Linked DNA regions of Mus musculus: region 2 is linked to region 1. A link is a loop called in an ENCODE intact Hi-C map of the cell type or tissue named here. Cell type or tissue: left cerebral cortex. All regions are shown on one strand. Links, peaks and the distances in the headings refer to the core of each region. The heading gives the core; the rest is flanking DNA.

Region 1 (7,870 bases), core at 2,585-5,084:
AATAAAAAAGCTGATGGCCAATAAGCTGAGGCAGGAAACAGGAGGTGGGATGTTGTAAGAAGAGAAGATTCTGGGAAATAATGAGATAAAAGACTGGAAAAACAGAGGAGACCAGCATAACCAGAAGGTTAGATGAACTTGGAGAGACTCTGAGGGAAGAAGGCTGAGACTGAAAGAGAGGTAACTAACCACATGGGAGACAGAATAGTTTAAATGGTTAAATAAGTTACAAGCTAGAAAGGAAATGAGCCAAAGCTTATGGCCTAGGCATTTATTAATAAATATTTATAGTCTCATAGTCTGCCTTCTGTGAGCAGGACTGAAAAAAGAAAAGCTGATATAGTTTACAGTCTTTTCTGGCACATTAGTCTTAAACTATAAGATTAAGATTTGCTGTCTTCTGAAAGAAGATTGAGAACTGTTTAAATGAGTATTTTTAAAAACCTCTATTATAGGGCTGGAGAGATGGTTCAGCAGTTAAGAGCACCGACTGCTCTTTAAGAAATCTTGAGTTCAATTTCCAGCAACCATACGTAATGGGATCCAATGCCCTTTTCTGGTGTGTTTGAAGAGAGCAACAGTGTACTTACTTACTTACACACACACACACACACACACACACACACACACAGAGAGAGAGAGAGAGAGAGAGAGAGAGAGAGAGAGAGAGAGAGAGAGAGAGAAAGAATGGGGCAGTGGCAGTAGACACCTTTGATCCCAGCAACCGGGAAGCAGAGGCAGGTAGATCTCTGAGTTCATGCCAGCAGTTTACAAAGTTTGAGGACAGTCAGGGCTAGCTTGAGAAACCATAAATCAATCATATGGGCTGGAGATCTGGATCAGTGGTTAAGACCAATTGCTCTTTCAGAGAACCAGAGTTTAATTCCAAGAACCCAAGCTAACAATTGTCTGTAACTCCAGTCCCAGGGATCCAAGGCCCAACACAGACCTCCGAGGGTGCCAGACAAACGTGACACTCATACACACCGGCAAAATATTCATGCATGTTAATAACAGAATTAATTCATACTTTAGAAAATAAATTATAGGCTGGTGGTATATAGTTTAGTGACAGTATGTTTTGTAGCATACACTAGACTGGGTTTAATCGCCTACACTGAAAATAAAAAGTAGCCAGATACAGCGGAGAATGCCTTTAATTTCAGCATAGGACAGGCAGAAGAAGCAGGTAGATCTCTGTGAGTTCTGGATCAGCATGAATCTACACCAGTGGCTCTTAACCTGTGGGCTTAAGGGGGTCACATAACAGATGTTTACATTATAATCCCTAAAAGCAGAAAAACTAAAGTTATGAAGTAGAAACAAAATAATTTTATGGTGGGAATTCCTCACCACAACATGGGAAATTATATTAAAAGGGGCTCAGCATTAGAAGGCTGAGAACCACTGTCCTACATAGTAGTACTCTGTCTCAACAAATTTGTGTGTCTCTATGTATACAGAAACACACACAAGTACACTCACAGATTTCTTATCATGTACAAATTATTAAAATGGTTGGAGGAAGAAAAAAAAAAAAAAAGCCTGACAGGGTGGTATACTCCTTTAGATAATTCTAGCATTTGAAGGCAGATGGAACCCAGTTCCAGGCCAGCCTGATCTATAGAGTGAGCTCCAGGTCAGCCAAGGCTACACAGAAAAAAACTCCAAAAAAACTCCAAAAAAAAAAAAAAAAACCAACAACAAACAAACAAAAAAGAATTCTGTTACTTCAAAATAAAGGCTTCCCATTCCGTCTCCCAACTTCACGAATTCTTAAAGCACACTGTCCACAATAAACTGAAAGGTTAGACTAACAAATAAATGCAAGCCATTTTAGAACACTCAGAAGAAAGGTAAAAAAGGTGAATTTAGTACTGTAAAATAATGTCAAGACAGAAAGCAATTCTAATTTTCAAAAAGAACTTTAAATGATTTTCTTCCAAGACCAACAAAATAAATAAGTAAATAAATATTTCCTGGGCTTTTGAAGAGATGGTTTAGCAGTTAAGAGCACTTGTTGCTCTTCCAGAGTACCCAGGTTTGACTCCCAACACTCACATGACACCACCTCACAACTGTCTTTAACCCCAGTTCCAGGGGATCCATTATCTTCTGACCTCAATGGGACCTATATGTACGTTTACACAGGAATACATACAGGCACACTACCCATATACATAAGAAAAAAATTCCTAGAACAAAAATTTTACCGTCTAAATGAATATATAAATGTAATTGAAACCAACTCTATGAAAGGTGGCAGTTTATCCTGGGAATGGATCGTCAAAGATCCACAATTTGCACTCTATCTTATCTTTTAAATAGACAGAAATTTCACTCAATCACACCTTTCCAAAAATTAAAATTTGCTATTGTTTTTTTGCACTTCTGGCAGGGTCTTTTTGTTTTGTTTTGTTTTGTAAGCGAAGCTTGCCTTTAGTTAAAAAAAAAAAGTGGGAGAGAAGGACCTAGCATTACACTTCAGAATATATTTTCACTTGCAAAATTGTTTCTTTATTTTGTAAATGCCCAAATTTCTTGGGTTCTGAGGTGAAAACTACCATAAAAAACATGAGACCTCATGAGTGGAGCAGAAGTGATAAAAGCGCTCTAATCCCAGGACTCAGGGTCTGAGTTCAAGCCCAGCAAGGACTGCAGAGTGAGTTCTAGAATAGGCAGGGCTACACTGACAAACCCATTTTGAAAACAAAAAACATTCGACCACCAACAAACTACAAATCTGTCTACTGGCGTCTAATACTCTTTAGTTTTTGATGAGATTTACAAAAAAAGTGGCTTTATTACTAAACAAAAACCATGAACCACCACTAACTTCTGGTTTTCCGGGTAAGAGTTATCAAAGTTAAACTATTCAACACATTATACATGCCAACCTCAGAGTACAAAAGTGGCAGACAAAACTGATACCACAGCACAATTTCAGAACTATTCACAACTACCAAAAACAAAAAACCGCACCCATTCTTATGTAAACTTTTGCAGTAAACTTCCTGAGCCTCACCTTCGCTTACACCTACCCTCTTCAAAGGTACCAATTGTCAAAAACTCCTAAGAGAAAACGTCCCATAGGGGAAAAAACGACTGAAATGTTATTATATTTAAGCATTTAAACAGGGTTCTTCCTCAGGCTACAGCCATTTTAGATTCAGTATCTTTTGAATTTTATGGGTTGGGAAGATTTAGCATGGAATAAAAACGACTAGTTAAGCCACTTCAACTAATCAAACTTCCACTCCAATGGGACGGAGTTTGGTAGATAACCAGTAAGACAATCTGAAGTTGAAAAGGTCTCCCTACCCCAGAGAACCGCGACTCCGGGCGTGGAAGTTCCCTTTCGCCCAGATAGTCCACATTTGACTTACACGACTTTTTCCTCGTTAAGTTTCTCTTAACTGGAAAACAGAAGCCTTCGGCTCTTATTTTAAAGAAAGGTAAAATAATAATAATAATAATAGTAATGATAATAATGATAATAAAACCCAAGTAAACCAAATCACTCAACCACTATCAAGCCGGAACTCCTGGAGAGGAGCCGGAGCCGCAGGTGAGCGTTTCCGACCGGGAACTGAAGTTGAAGTCGGAGAGCTCTGGAACCGCCGCGGCGACGCTAGTGTGCAAGACTCCTCCCGTTGGCGGGGGGGAGGGGGACGTTCCAACTCGGCGACTCCCAGGTCCCTCGTCCACCCCGGCGGACCCACACCCAACCACCTGTGCAAGACCTTCTTCTAACTAGTTTTCCTAGACGGCCAGTTAGGTGCCGGCGGAGCCCGTGCCGGGACCACTCCAGGTCTCCTTCTGCTCGGTGTCCAGGACCCATACTCACCCGGCAGCGGCGGGGCTACGGTCAAGGACGACTCGCGGCGTCTGAGGACGCGTCCTCAGCTTCTCCGACCAGCAGAGGTGACTAGCCCACAACCATAACAAAGCTCTTCCCAAAATGGCTGCCCGGCCCACAAGGCCCAGGAGGGGGCAGAGCGGGTGGAGGAGGAGCGACGGCCGGCTGGGCCCTCCCTCTGCCGCTTCGGCCCGCCTCCTTCACGCCCACTAGCACCGGCGCACGCGCAGGCGTGAGCTCCAGCTTTCGTGACCCCGCCCGGGCGCCCGCGGCTCGCTCTGGAAACGTTGGGCTGCTCCTGCAGCGGTTACTTCCCGCCCCGCCCCCGGCGCCCTTCGGCGCGACGCCGGTCGGTCCACTCTCCCTTCCGCAAAGCCTTCGCCTCTCCTTGTGCCGCTCTTGGGGCGAGGACCAGCCGAATTCAGCACGCCCCTTTAAAGCTCCCAGCCGGGTCCTCCGGCCTGGGAGCACGTGAATATGGGAGGATATATTTGTACCAGTTCTTCCCCCACCCATTCTTTCTTCACCTTCTCACACCTCGATTGTGAACCAGATGCTTCGCCAACTACTAGAATTGTCAAACAAGTAGCGGAAGAGTGTGTTTTCCGAGCCCTGTACACCTTTGCCCCTCCATTCACAGGCGCGCGCCGTGGAAACTACAGTCCTAGGCAAGCCATAGACACACACATACTCCCGCCCCTCCGGACTAGAGCATGCGCGGCGGTGTGGGCGCACTACCTGCCGGGAGTTGTAGTTCATGGGCATTGCAGGCGTCACGGAGCCGCCAGAATGGAGGGTTGAAATCTGCTCCAGCCCAGTCTTTGCTAATAAACCCCCAAAAGAGTCTATAAGCACTCTCTTGGCTATTGCACGACAGGAAGGGACCGTACAACCTTGCCAGAGAAGGTAATAAAACTGGCGGACAGCGTCTCACTAAAAACGAATGTTTCAGGAAGTTAGTTTTACTGCTTAGAATGGAGGAAGTAGTCAAAAAGGAGTCCCTACGTAAATGAACTCTCCTTTTTGTCTTCAGCTTTTTACACAAGGAGCCAAGAACGCTCGAAGTACTTGGTAGCTGTTCCTTTTGGTCGACAGATGGCAGGTTGGGGGTGGGAGAGGAGACTTAGAATAAATCACACAGAGGATAAATTCAACAATGTTACTTCCTGGATGACCTTCAAGCTCAATGCCCCTAACGCCACACTTTGATTCATAGAATTCTGAATGTTGGGCCCCAGTCTTCTGTATTCCTCAATGTAATTTCTAGGTAATAGAGAATAAGGTAAAAACAAAATCAACACCTCTTTCTCGCCCAGTGGTAGTAATAAAGGACTCAAATGCGGAGGAAGATGTGTCCAGTCGACTCAACAACGTTGTTTTGCAAGTTAAGCGTTCCAGGCAATCCTGCCTTTAAAAAAATAAAATAATTCCGTAGGCCAAATCAGCCAACTCCAAGTCTCCTCCTAGCTTCTTCCACTACTGTTACTGGGGGTTATTTCAGAAATTGTACTCTACTTCCTGAATATGTGTGTGTGTGTGTTAAACTGGTTAGAGATCCCATAACAGAGACTTGTAAGGTATCTGAAAGCTGACTTCAATTAGAATATTTTAGACTAGCCCTCAGCTCTGTGGTTAAAGGCACTTACTGCTCTTACAGAGAACCTCAGATCAGCTCCCAGCACCTATACTGTGGGGAATCCAAGCCTCTCGCCTGAGTGGGCACATGCATGAACATCCACATTAAAAATAATGTAAAATAACTGAGGGAGGGAAGCATTCAAAAACGGAAAGAGAAGAGTCGGAACTTGCTACCGTTAATTCCCATCCGGACCCATTTTCCTGCACTCAGGAAGTGGGGGGGCTGTGTGATTCCAGTTGCCGGAAGTGTTGTTTCGGTGTTTCTGGTTGAATTTGTTCAACTTTTGCGCCGTGTGATGGTGGCAAGTACGTTTCAGGGTTGTCAAGGGTACACTTTGGGAAGGAGGTGGTGGTGGGGTCACTAAGGATTGGTATTGGTATATAGATGTATAGTTACCCCACGCGTCTTAAGGACCTTTTGTGTCTAAATTCCGCTCGTGTCGCTAAAATGTCAGCTAGGAGCTTCCAGTTTGTGGTAGTTGCGTTGGCGAAATGAAAACATTTGGTCATTTTTTTTTTTCGTGGAATGAGCGAGTTGGCCACGGCTTTTAGTTTTTTAATCTCCACATCAGCTTCTGTCTCAGGGCTTCAGCCTGATTATAATCCTCCAAAATTAGAAAACACGTGCTCCACTGGTTACTGAATTCCAAAAGGTGGAGAATATATGGAAAACATTTAATTACATTGCTTGATTCACAACAAAGCGATATTTGTGGCTGCTCTCATTTATAGTGTAAAAATTCCACAGCCCCGAGTACACAATAACTAAAGAGAATATATGATTATTGGGAACAAAAGGTATAACTGTCAGTTTTAAAGATGAGGCACTGGTGCCTAAGAAGTGGTAGAGATGTTTGCTAAATCCAAATGTTCAGTTTCACATTGCTCTTTTTATTAAACCAAACAGCCAAAACTAAAATTATTCTTCAGAAAACAAAAACAGCACAAAACGTATTTCCTTAATATGTGACACTTTGGCAAATAAATACATAAATAAATCAAAATAAATTATGTTTCATCGAAGAGATTTTCTTGACTTTTTGTTGTTGTTGTTGTTGTTTTGGGTTTTTTTTGAGACAGGGTTTCTCTGTATAACCCTGGCTGTCCTGGAACTCACTCTGTAGACCAGGCTGGCCTTGAACTCAGAGATCCGCCTGCCTCTGCCTCCCAATGCTAAGTGCTGGGATTAAAGGCGTGCACTACCACTGCCCAGCAACGACTTCTTATAAATGTATAAAATGTATACAATTAAGCGATATCTTGTTTTATGTATAGGGCGTTGCTTCAAATTCAGCCATCCCCCTCAACTATAAAAATATATGAATCGGAATTGCATTTTCCCTGGACAAAACCCTGAGCAGAAACCAGAATGCTACACTTCATCCAGAAAGTTTCTGGAGCATCTTCAAAGGTTAGTTGAGCACTATTTGTCAATAACTGTTTGGCTATGGCAGATATAGAAATATGTATTCAAGTGAGGAAGGAAAACAATGGGCAAATTATAAATAAGTAAAATATTTACTATGTCAAATAATAACTGCTATGGAGTACTATACATCAGGGAAAGAGAATAGGGAATATCAAGAATAGAGAGAAGCCGGGCATGGTGGCACATGCCTTTAACCCCAGCATTCGGGAGGCAGGCGGATTTCTGAGTTCGAGGCCAGCCTGGTCTACAAAGTGAGTTCCAGGAGAGCCAGAGCTACACAGAGAAACCCTGTCTCGAAAAACCAATAAATAAGCTACAGAGAAACCCTGTCTCGAAAAACCAATAAATAAATAAATAAAATAAAAAAATAGAGAGGACCAGGGCTCTAGTTTGACCCCAGCACCCATGTTGGGTGGCTCACAACCACTGCTAATTCATCATTAAAGGACTTGAAGCTTCCACTGAGGGTACCCACACACATGAAAATAAGAATAAATCCTACCAGAAAATAATAGACAGGATTATATAACATAAATAGGAGGTTAGAAAAGAAGAATGGCCATGTAGGCAGCTGAAGGAAAAGCATTCTTACTGAAGACAAAAGGAGTAAAGACCAGCAGGAGCTCAGTCCCTGCATGCTTCTCGGGGCTCACCATGACTGGTAAGTAGTGCTCCTTTTAATTTCAAAGTGATATTTTTTAAAGAGCTTTTTTTTAAAAATGTGTATGGGTGTTTTGCCTACATGTATATCTGTGTTCCACCTGTATGTGATGTGTGTGGAAGCTAGGAGAAGGTGTAAGATCTCCTTGGAACTGGAATTACAATTGGTTGTAAGCCACCACATGTGGCAGGAATCAAACCTGGATCCTCTGGAGAAACAGCCAGTGCTCCTAATCACTGAGCCATCCCCCCCACCTCCAATTTATTACTTTATATATGTGGTG
Region 2 (5,185 bases), core at 2,686-5,185, 230 kb after region 1:
ATAATTGTGGCCTGTATGTGAACTTAATATCAAATTAAGTATGGCCTGGAACAATGAGACCTGTTATCAGATCCACAAAGGTGGCCTTGGGTCATTTCTTATTCAGTTAATAAATATTTACTGAGAAATTTTGAGTCAGGCTCTTTGGGTGCTTAGTTATTCCATAGTAACGCAGTGGAGATACATGGAGCTTTCAGTCTTACTAAAGTCTTTTTTAAAAAAAGAGAATTTTTTATTTATTTTATGTATATGAATACTGTCTTCAGACACACCAGAAGAAGGAATCAGATCACATTCCAGATGGTTGTGAGCCGCCATGTGATTGCTGGGAACTGAACTCAGGACCTCTAGAAGATCAGTTAGTGCTTTTAACCAATGAGCCCTCTCTCCAGCCCCCCCCTTACTAAAGTCTTATGCACTTGTCCTGGAATAAGGAAATTGTAGTTTAGACCTTAACTTAGTGGACTCGTTCTTCTCACATCTCATATGAAATGCTATCTCCGTAGACTTTTTCTTTTTTTTATTGAAGCAAAATATTATTTTTAAAATATTTTTATTAGATATTTTCTTTCCTTAGACCTTTTCTAACCACACAGTCTGAACATTCTTTAAAGCAGGCATTTCATTACCTCTGTAGTACTTTCCAGGGCATAATATTTTGCTTTCATGTTTTCTGTCTTGCCTGAACTAGAATCAAATCATGTTTTAATTAAAGATACCTTAAATGTGTTGAGACCAGCAGCCTGGTAAATAATAAGCCCTTAGTGCTTATTAGTCCAGTGAGTGGTTTGAGTAAGACAGTAAATGAAGATGCAAAGAAATACATATTTATAAACTGGAGGCTGTAAGTTTAGCTCAGTGAAGGACCTGGTTCCATCCTTAACTCTGAAAAAGGGGGCCAGGAAGACAAAATTATAAACTAATAAATATCTTAAAGGGAAGGAACATAATAATATTAAATGAATGAAAAGAACAGAAACAGGCCAGGCGTGGTGGCCCACGCCTTTAATCCCAGCACTTGGGAGGCAGAGGCAGGCGGATTTCTGAGTTCGAGGCCAGCCTCATCTAAAAGTGAGTTCCAGGACAGCCAGGGCTATACAGAGAAACCCTGTCTAGAAAAACCAAAAAAAAAAAAAAAAGAATAGAAACAGGCTTCCCACTGTGTGGATATATAAGGCGCCTGTGAAGGCTAAGAAGTAGCTATTGCACTGAACCCGTGGATGAAAACATAGAGACTATTCTAAGCAGATGGAATGGCAGGTATTGTTGATGCCCTTGTAACTGTTTCATTTATACTTGAAATAGGGATAGCCAAAGGGCTTTGAAGCTTGGTATTAAACAATGTGACCCAATCATGTCTGAGCATGACTGTGACATTTGAGTTGTCATTGTGAAATGTGATTCCCCAGGCTATCCTGCAGAACATATAGGAAAGATAGCCAGGTGTGTAGAGTAAGGATCCCTTCAGGATCAGATTTGTATCATATCACAGAAAAGACAGATATAGTTGAATGGTGAGGATATACCACGTGCCATACAGTTCCACTTCAAACTGCCACATGTTCTTGAACAAAAGGCTTGTCTCTGGCAAGCTATACACAGTCCTGGGGTGGAAGTGCTCACACTGGTTCACTTTGATTCTCATGACGTGTGTCTTTTCGCTGCAGCCATGGCCACAGAACAGACAGGTAATAACGGGCGTGATGGGGAGATGGGCTGGGCTACTACTTTGCATGGTCAGTCAGAATAGCATGTGATCTCTGTGTTTGATGGGAGAACTGGTTGTGATGACTTCTTTTTTGAATGTGGTTTTGAAAATTGAGCCTTTCTAGGAAAGAGGGCATATGGGATCTCAGTACTCCCTGTTGGAACTGAGGCTCAGAGTTCATGTGTTGGAGGCAGTATTTGCTAAATAATTTGCAAGCTTTCAAGCCTAGTGACAAGTCACCCTTCGACTCACATATTCCCAGCGAGGTGAACAGAGGAAACAGACATCGAGTGATTGCATTTCATACTGACTTTGGTCCCTGCCCTTCAGTGTATACTGAGAAGTAGCTGTCTTATGAGAGGTTCCTTTTGTCATCTAAATCAGTGGTTCTCAACTCTAACGCTGTGACCCTTTAATATAGTTCCTCAGACTGTGGTAACGTCCAGCCGTAAAATTATTATCATTGCTTCTTTCTAACTGTAATTTTGCTGCTGTTATGAGTCATAATGTAAATATCAGTGCTTTCCAGTGGTCTTAAGTGAGCCTCCTGTGAGAGGTCATTCATCCCTGAAAGGGGTCACAGCCCCACAGGTTGAGGATCACTGATCTAAAGACTGAAAATCACCCATGAAAAAAAAATTTTGAGAAGGTCATAGGAAATCCATCCCTGAGTTATTCTTGACTAATCTGTGCCCAGCTTTTTTCTTGGACTTGAGTGGCTTTCTTGTAGATCACCCAGGACCCATCGGAAAGGTAAGAAAGAACATCATGTTTTAGCACCCTACTGGACAGTGTTTTGCCTCAGAGACTGAGTTTCAGCAGATTCTAATTTACGTGAGCTGGCTGTCTGAGTAGCATGAAGTTGCATGTGGCATGAATCTCCAGCTCTCCCATTTACAAATCATGGTAGAAAAACGAGATAATATTGGTAAGAGTGGGGAGGAATACTTGAAAAGGAAGAGTTCTACCAAGATTTCTTCCCGTTCTTTTTTTTTTTTAATCTATTCCCTGATATTACTAAGACCTTGAACAAATAGACAAATTATGCAAACTATAATTGGAAATTAACTTGTAAATTCTACATTGTTGATGTTTTGAAATTCTGTAAGTCAGGGCTAGAGCTATGGCCTAGTGGTCAATAGCACTGGCTGCCCTTCTAGAAAGACAGGATTCAGTTCCCAGCACCCATATGACTTCTCTCAGTATCAGTGATTCCAGTCCCAGGGCAGCGGAAGCCCGCTTCTGGCCTTCATGGGCACTCCTATCTACTGCACTCCTAGGGTAAATTCACCTTGAGAAGGATATGCCTCCAAGCTTCAAAGAAAGAATTCTTGAGGACCAGCAAAATGGCTCAGAAGGTTATGGTAACTTGCTGCCAAACCTGACAACAGGAGTTCAATCTCCAGAACCCATGTGATAGAAGGAGAGAACTAAGTCCCACAAGACATTTTTTGATATCCATATGTACATCCTTTATAGAAGATCTTCCCTAGGCCAGTGGATTGACAGAAAGAAGTAGACACTGTTTGAGTCTGAAATGAATATCAGTCAATAGCAAATAATAACAGGCTCCTTGGGATTTACTAGGACACATAAGTTGGCTTCAAGAATATTTGTCAAAGAACAGCAATAACCTTGTAGAAGAATAATGAGCTAACTTGTCTGGTTTGACTTTGGAGAAGACTTTCTGCTGTTTTCAAAAGAATTCCCCTGAAGCTCTCCACAGAGAAGCACGGCTGTCTGCTTTGCCGTCTTGGGGAAAGGTTAAGCGGGCTTTTGAGCTGAAGCACTTATAACATGGACTTGTAATTATTTGTCTGGGTGATGGGGTGTGGCATAAAGTCCTCTTTTTATGTTGTTTACATTTATCAGGTGTATGTGTATGTACACATCCATGTCACAGAACATAAATGGAGTCCATAGACCTGTTCTCTGTTTCAGAGATAGGTAGCTACCTCTGAAATAAAAATTCACAAAGTAGGCTCCAGAGAGTTAGCTCTCTCCTATCATGAGTCCCTGGAATCAGACTCAGGTCATCAAGCTTGGTGACAATCACGTTTACCTGATGAGTCATCTCACCAACCATGTAACATATGTTCCGTTTAAAATTGTTGTGGTGGTTGAAACAGGACTCACTTTATAGCCTAGGTTGGCATGGAACTTACTTTGTAGACGCGGCCGCCTTCTGCTCACAGAAATCTTCCTACCTCTGCCTCCAAAAAGTTCTGGCATTATAGTTGTGTACCACCATGCCCAGCTTTCAAGAGAGGAAAAAAAAAGAACTTTTTATGGGCTATCAAGACGGTTCAGCAGGCACAGGTGCTTATGGCCACACCAATGCCCTAAGTTTGTTTAATCCTTGAGTCTTACATGATAGGAAGAGAGACCCTATTCCTGCACATTTCCCTTACTCCCACATGCATGCTGTGTCACATAGGTGTCTTCACACATATCGACGTGTGTGTGTGTGTGTGTGTGTGTGTGTGTGTGTGTGTGTGTGTGTACATTTAACCATAATGGTCAGAGGGCCACTTATAGGATCTTTTTCCAGTATATGGGTACTGGGTTCAAATTTGGTTTGGTGGCAAGCACCTTTACCTACTGAGCCATCTGACTTATCCATAACTATTGCTCTTATTCAAGATCATAGACTCTTGTGTTGGTAGCTAGCTCTGAAATTAAAACCACACAGTAGAGAGTGTGAGAACTCATGCTAGACAGACAATATCTTGTGTTATGAGACAATGAATTAACTGCCTAAAAGTATTAATGGACACAAGCAGGCAGGCCCTGAAGCTCAGAGTGTGACTCTAGGAATTTCATTATATTCTCTCTCTCTCTCCTCTCTCCTCTCTGCTCTCCTCTCTCCTCTCTCTCCTCTCTCTCCTCTCTCTCCTCTCTCTCTCTCTCTCTTTACTTGTAGGACTGATGGACGGCGCTGGTCTTTGGCCTCGTTGCCTTCTTCAGGCTATGGAACCAACACTCCTAGCTCTACAGTCTCTGTAAGTAGCCAGAGGTGTAACATTATGTGGTGGTTTGAATAGGGAGTGGCACTAGTAGGAGGTTTGGCCTGGTTGGAGTAGGTGCTAGAGGAAGTGTGTCACTAGGGGGTAGGCTTTGTGGTCTCAGTAGCTCAAGCTGGGTCTAGTGGCTTAGTCTTCCTTCTGCTGCCTGAGGATCAAACTGTACAACTCTAAGCTCCTTCTCCAGTACCATGTGTAACTGCACACTGCCCTGCTTCCTACCAGGATGATAATGAACTGAACTTTGAACTGTAAGCCAGTCCCAGTTGAATGCTTTCCTTTATCAGAGTTGTCCTGGTCATGGTATCTCTTCACAGCACTAGAAACCCCAACTAAGACACCATATTTTCTTCATTTTGGAAGTATTTTCTTACAGATAATTGTTCTCCATCCAGTCCTGCAATTTCTTCCAAACTCAATGAGTTTTCTTGAGGATAAGACAGGAAGACAGGAT

Evidence for each region. Peaks named below come from ENCODE experiments on the same cell type or tissue, not always from the same donor. Only the 100,000 strongest peaks of a DNase experiment are listed, where the experiment ranks them.
Region 2: a loop joins it to region 1, with 2.3 times the contacts of the local background. A loop is called at or near these places in 2 of 42 quality-filtered maps.

Annotation. Positions count from the first base shown.
Region 1 is chr4:116,553,806-116,561,675 of GRCm38, reverse strand. Gpbp1l1 (GC-rich promoter binding protein 1-like 1) reads right to left here and starts at 4,018. Exons shown (of 12, transcript NM_029868.3): 1 at 3,848-4,018. Tmem69 (transmembrane protein 69) reads left to right here and starts at 5,733. Exons shown (of 3, transcript NM_177670.4): 1 at 5,733-5,803; 2 at 6,773-6,908. The coding sequence starts at 6,867. In left cerebral cortex, for the core only: a CTCF peak has its summit at 3,978 (motif pointing right); DNase peaks (open chromatin) are centred at 3,699, 4,074, 4,577 and 4,925; H3K4me3 peaks cover 2,500 bases; H3K27ac peaks cover 1,830 bases.
Region 2 is chr4:116,329,916-116,335,100 of GRCm38, reverse strand. It overlaps Mast2 (microtubule associated serine/threonine kinase 2), which reads left to right. Exons shown (of 30, transcript NM_001369061.1): 7 at 1,668-1,688; 8 at 4,632-4,710. Among named protein-coding and RNA genes, the nearest start is that of Pik3r3, 110 kb to the right of the region's middle. In left cerebral cortex, for the core only: no CTCF peak of the experiment used is centred there; a DNase peak (open chromatin) is centred at 3,811.